2 separate regions of the Mus musculus genome follow, and region 2 is linked to region 1. A link is a loop called in an ENCODE intact Hi-C map of the cell type or tissue named here. Cell type or tissue: heart. All regions are shown on one strand. Links, peaks and the distances in the headings refer to the core of each region. The heading gives the core; the rest is flanking DNA. Region 1 has its middle 63 kb from the start of Gm30950. Region 2 holds the start of Ercc6l2 (excision repair cross-complementing rodent repair deficiency, complementation group 6 like 2).

What was found. Peaks named below come from ENCODE experiments on the same cell type or tissue, not always from the same donor. Only the 100,000 strongest peaks of a DNase experiment are listed, where the experiment ranks them.
Region 2: it touches region 1 in a loop (4-fold over the local background); 1 of 42 quality-filtered maps calls a loop at or near these places.

The regions. Positions count from the first base shown.
Region 1 is chr13:63,989,383-63,992,291 of GRCm38, forward strand. No RefSeq gene overlaps it. Among named protein-coding and RNA genes, the nearest start is that of Gm30950, 63 kb to the left of the region's middle. In heart, for the core only: a CTCF peak has its summit at 1,180; no DNase peak of the experiment used is centred there; H3K27ac peaks cover 597 bases.
Region 2 is chr13:63,814,284-63,817,192 of GRCm38, forward strand. It overlaps Ercc6l2 (excision repair cross-complementing rodent repair deficiency, complementation group 6 like 2), which reads left to right and starts at 957. Exons shown (of 19, transcript NM_001013608.3): 1 at 957-1,234. The coding sequence starts at 1,192. In heart, for the core only: a CTCF peak has its summit at 1,107; a DNase peak (open chromatin) is centred at 958; H3K4me3 peaks cover 2,051 bases; H3K27ac peaks cover 1,506 bases.

The sequences.
Region 1 (2,909 bases), core at 115-2,614:
TAATTCTAGGCCTAACTTTCAGAGGAAACTTCATACACAAAGGGTTTGAATAGACATTCCTTCAAACTTAATATTCACAAGTGGCTAACAAAGGCAAGAGAGGACAATACAATACATTTTCAATACAAAATCATTACAGACATGCACGCCAAAAACACAAGACTCTTGAGAAACTGCTTTAGGTTAGCTAGTAAGAAAAGGGAAGGACAAAGAAACGCCAGGCTCGCCAGGCATGGTGGCACACGCCTTTAATCCCAGCACACGGGAGGCAGAGGCAGGCGGATTTCTGAGTTCGAGGCCAGCCTGGTCTACAAAGTGAGTTCCAGGACAGCAGGGGCTATACAGAGAAACCCTGTCTCAAAAAAAAAACAAAAAACAAAAACAAACAAACAAACAAACAAACAAACAAAAACCCAACAGTCTCCTCCCAGATACTGTGTTGGTAAGGACACAGAAGCAGCATGCAAGACAGACAGAATGCTAAATGCAACAGAGGTCACCTGACTGAGCAGCAGAAGTACAGTGCACTACAGGAAGCTTGCCAGCTCGCTGGTTCACATGGTACTAGCTCATGGAAAAGTCAAAAGTCAGGGTCAGGGCAAGTGTGATAGCCCTTGCCTTTTATCCCAGCACTCAGAAGGCAAAGGCAGGTGTCTGTATCTCTGTGACTTGGACTCCAGCCTGGTCTACATATCGAGTTAAAGGCCAGCCAGGGCTACAAAATGAGATGCTACCTCTAAATAAACAAAGTCAGGGTTGGATGTGTAGCTCATGTTGATAGAGTGCCCACCTAGTATGCAAGAAACTCAGTGCTTGACCCATGGAACGTCATAAAATGGAATACATTGAGTCCAGAACTCAGGAGGTGAAGGTGGGAGGATCAGCAGTTCAATGTTATCCTCGCATGGTGAGCTCAAGCTAAGCCTGGGCTACATAAGCCCTTGCCTTTTTTTTTTTTTTAAGAATTAATTTTTTTTTTAAATCAAGGCATGGTTCTACTGAATACAGCTCCATCTTGTGCAATCCTAACATAAAAAAATTATAAACGGAATGGTCAGCAAGCCTGGAGCCCCCTGGACTAGGAACCTGTGAGGAGAATCCGGCTTCTCCCATCCTTGCCAGAGTTTTGAGTCTGTCTCCACTTTCTGTTTCAGCTGCTCTGACAGGTTAGTAGCGACATCTCATGACTTGTCTAGGGATTTTTCCCTATTTGCTCCACACCATCCCTAATACTTTTTTTTTTCCTTCCTTCTGTGTAGCCCCAACTCTCCCACGGCACCTTCCCTTTCCTGCCTTCCTTACTCTTCCCCGGGGTTGGGAGGAAGGTGTCCCACTTCCCCTGGGTTGTGAAGTCCTAAAGAACTCTGTCTCCCCTCCCTTCACCAGCTCTGCAGTGGAAGGATGGAGGAAGCAGCTGGCTGGAGTGCTCAAAGGCCGCCTCTGCTCTTTGTTCTTGTTTATATTCGTTTTCTGGTCACAGCGCAAACTGTTTTGCTTTCTGCTGCTCAGAGAGCCGAGGGAAATGTAAATGTCCCTGCTGTTGTTGAAGCCTGCTGGACAGTGAAAACAGATCAGCTGGACCGCTCTCCCCTCAATCATGTCCCACGGATCCTTCTCAAGCTCCCTAAAGATGATTTTGAATGTTTCAAAGACCTTTGAAAAATTAAAAGGTAAGAGCCTCAATAAGCACTGATGATGTGCCTACTGTGTGCCTGGCTTTCGATGCTGGGTTTGGGCACACATGCTAATAAACCCCAAGCCCCTCCCTGAGCTTTGGGTCCAGAACAAGTTGTTATAGAGAGAGGTAGGCTAAGTGGTTCCACAGAGATAGGCAGAGGTCCGTCAGTCTGGAGGCACAAGCAGTCCCTCACTGAGCAGGAGCCCTGCCATCAATCTTCGCCCCCAACAACTCAAGAAACAGAACACCTCGATCCTGTGCAGAACCAACCAGAGTCTCTGAAGGAAGACCCTAGACATCTGTGTTTCAAAAGCCAAATAAGCTAGGTGTGGCAGTATACTCTTTTAATCTCAGTTCTCAGGAGGCAGAGGCAGGCAGATCTCTGAGTTTCAGGCTAGCCCTCTCTACATAGCCAGTTCCAGGTCAGGCAGGGCTACACAGAGAAACTGAGAAACCCTGTCTTGAAAAACAAAGCAAAGCAAAGCAAAGCAAAGCAAAGCAAAAAAAAAAAAAAAAAAAGCCAATAGGTATCTATACATGTGATGAGCCCTAACCCAGTATGCAGTGATAATGATACTTAGAGGTAGGTCACAAGAAGGAGACTCCATGATGGGATTAGTGCCCTTCCATATAAAGGCACTAGACACATGACTAGACCTGTGGTTGGGTTGGGCTGGGACTTCCAGTCTCCGGACTAGTACAGTGAGAAGCCAGACATCTGCAAGCCATGAAGAGGGCTCTCACCAAGAAGAACGCTGGCCAGCACCTTGGCCTTGGACCTCCCACTTTCTAGAACTGTGGGAACTAAATTCTTTGTGTTCGTGCATTTTGTTATGGCAAGCCAAGCAGACTAGTATGACGTTTCTAAGGCTTGTTCCACCGACGACTACTGACCTCACCTAGCCTTCTCATAACAGGGCAGAAACTCAGATGGATAAAATCCACAGCCAGGTGTCCCTGCCTAGTTAGTAGCCCATCTATGGTCAAATCTAGGGGTTTTGGTCCCACCAACTCAAAGATGACAAGGTTCACTGTGTGTCAGCTCTAGCCAAGAGGACGGTGCCAGGAAAGATTCTGAGGTCAAGTCGTACCTCAGCTGATGTGATACGTGACTACTGTGATTTGGTGGGAGCCTGGCCTCAGAATCCAGCTACTCCAGCAACAGGGGGAATGGCTAAGTAGGTGTACTGGCCTGTTCAACATTAACTTGACACAGACTAGAGACATCAGA
Region 2 (2,909 bases), core at 98-2,597, 180 kb before region 1:
AATATAGCACTCCTTTGAAAATAGTCTACTAGTCTTAGTAGTATCTGCAAAGAATGGAGATCTCTTTGTTGAATAGGCATATAGTATATACAAATAAGATCCTCCAGTAGGCAGGATAATGATCCCCAAGAGGAATTTGTGTCTCTAAATCCAGGAACCCATACATGTTATCTTACATGTCAAGGGGCCTTTTCTGATGTAGTTATGAGTGTACACCTGAAAATAAGATTATTCTGGTGAGCTCAAAACAAACAAACAAACAAACAAACAAACCCCCCCAAAACCCAAACCCATTGTGGAAGGCTCAGGAAATGCACTATCCTTGGCTTTGAAGAAAGAGGTCAAGCCAAGGAGTGGAGATTCTTCCACTTTCTAGGAAGGAATGCAATTTCTCTGACTTCTGGATTTTTAGCTCTACGAGACCCGTACACAGGCACAGTGGCCTAAAAAAAAAAAAAATCACAAGAATTCGACATGAAGAATACATTTGGCTTCACGAGCTTGTTCAGGAGATGTTGGGACAGGCAAAATCCATTCAGCTCGTGCGCAGAACGCTGTGCTGGAGGCAGCAGGCTGCGTGGTGTGTGCTTCTCTCTCAGGGCGAGGCACAGTCGCTGCTCTTCTCAGATGGCGAAGAAAACCGAACCCCAGGGGTTGCCTTGTTTGTGCACGAGTGAGTTACGATAAAGTAGGCAAACCCAAGAAAACGCCCTCTTAAGGCTCGCCTCCTGAAGCTCCTAGACGACAAGGCCACCACAGTGTCAATGGTCTGTGCAGGGCTCACACTGTCTTTTTCCGCCCTGGGAGGATGTCACACACCTCAGGTCGTGGACTCCCTCAGCGAAGAGGGTCGAGGTCGCCGACTAATGCCAAATCTCGCGATATTTGGGACGTTCGCGAACTGCGCGAGGCTGACCTCGTCTGGAAGGGAAGCCGCTTCCGCCCGCTGAAAGGCTAGTCCATCTTCTCGCGATATCTGGAGGGAGGCGAGCGATGGAGCGCAGAGGCGCTCGTTCTCGCGGGATTTACGGGCTCTGGCGAGCGTTGGCTGGTCGCTGAGGTGACGCCGCCGCGTCAGGCCCCACATAGCGCCCCCCGCTCCGGGCGGGCGATGCCCGGCAGCCGGCCCACGTGCCGTGCTCTCCTCGCCGCCGAGAGCGGCGGGGCTGCCGGGTGCCTGCCCCTAGCCCGATGGACATCTCCGCCCCGCAGTCCCGCGCAGACTCCCGCAAAGGTATGAGCTCCGAGCTCGCGCCTCTGCGCAGGCACACGTCTTCAGGGCACTTCCGGAAGCGGCTCCCGCGTGCTTCCTGTGATTGACAGCTGCGGGTTTCGAACTCTTGCCCCGCGGGAAGTCCTCGGCTTTGCGACTCAGCCGCCTGGACGAAAGAATTTAGTGCTGTCCCTCACAGTTACTCGCCGAGCAGTGGGAACAGACTCCTCATCTGTAAAACGAGGACTATTGCTTCTTGTGACTATTAGATGAGATGAGATGCAAGTGACTCCACTTTTGACCCTTGGCGTTCAGTAAATGTCATTTTTGTCTTTGTATATGCCAGTTATTAGTCAATAGCAGGGATCTGTTAGGTAGATGATCAAAGGCCTATTTATTTAGTTTAGTTCACTTACATGGCGTATTGAAGCAGAATTTTGCCTCTAGTAGATCACCAAGAGCTTTTGAAAGTGCAGTTATCTCACAAGCCATCAGGGATGCAGACTTGCCCTCTAGCTTTTATTAATAAAATTGATTGATATAACAGATTACAAACTTTGTGTATATGTGTGCATCAGGCATGTGAAAGTCAGAGGATAGCTTGGGTGAGTCAGTTCTCCTTATGAATTCAGAGGCTGGAATCCAGGTCAGCAGTATTAGCAGCAAGTTGGCTTACAGATGGAGTCAACCTTCAAGCCCTGACAGAACAGATTTACAACTGAGTGTTCTGTGCCCAGGAATCATTGGGTAAATCTTGCTCTTCCTTTGAGGAAGATATCTCATGAAAGTAAGCAGGTGCTCAATGCTAATTTCAGGGTAAGCAACAAACCTTGAACTCGTAGGACTAAAAATTGGTCATGTCATAATTAAGGGCCCACAAATAGAAATGCCTTTATGAATCTGACTGCTAAAGGCAAATGGTGGATCTTCTAAGTGACAGTGATGGGACTGCTATGTTTGTTCCTTGATGCTATTAGAAGATTTAGTCACTTTTGGTATTTTAGGGGGAAAATTGCTGATGGGAAGAACAGATCACTCAAGAGTGTCCAAGAAGGAAGTATGTTTCCTATGTTGGAAGCAAACAAAAAAGGCACTTTGGAATTGAGAGAGGCATCCCAATCATTAGGAGCAATACCCCCAGTCCTACCTTTCAGAGAAAAGTCCTCCCTTGATCAGCAGTTCCAATCTCTGTAGTAACAGAATCATTATTCCTGACTCCAACTTTATCTATTTGGTTCTAGAAATAACCCAAACTCAGGTACAAAGGTGCCCATAAAAGATGTCCTGGTGTTTTCCACATACATACAGGTCTACCTGAAAATTTTTTCTGAAATGTGTCTCCCAATACTTCTTTTCCATAGCACTCTGTTCTCTTCTTCCAAAGCACCTTTTGCCATTATGTTTATGTCTATGAGTTTTTTAGGGGCTATCTCACTAGATCAATAATTTGTTTTCACTTAAAAATTCAGCTTATAGCCGGGCGTGGTGGCACACGACTTTAATCTCATTACTCGGAAGGCAGAGGCAGGCGGATTTCTGAGTTCGAGGCCAGCCTGGTCTACAGGGTGAGTTCAGGACAGCCAGGGCTACACTGAGAAACACTGTCTCAAAAAAACAAAACAAAACAAACAAAAAAAAATCAGCTTATGCTTGTTAACTGTCTTTTGTGTGTTAGTCTAAGATTTTTTCTTAACTA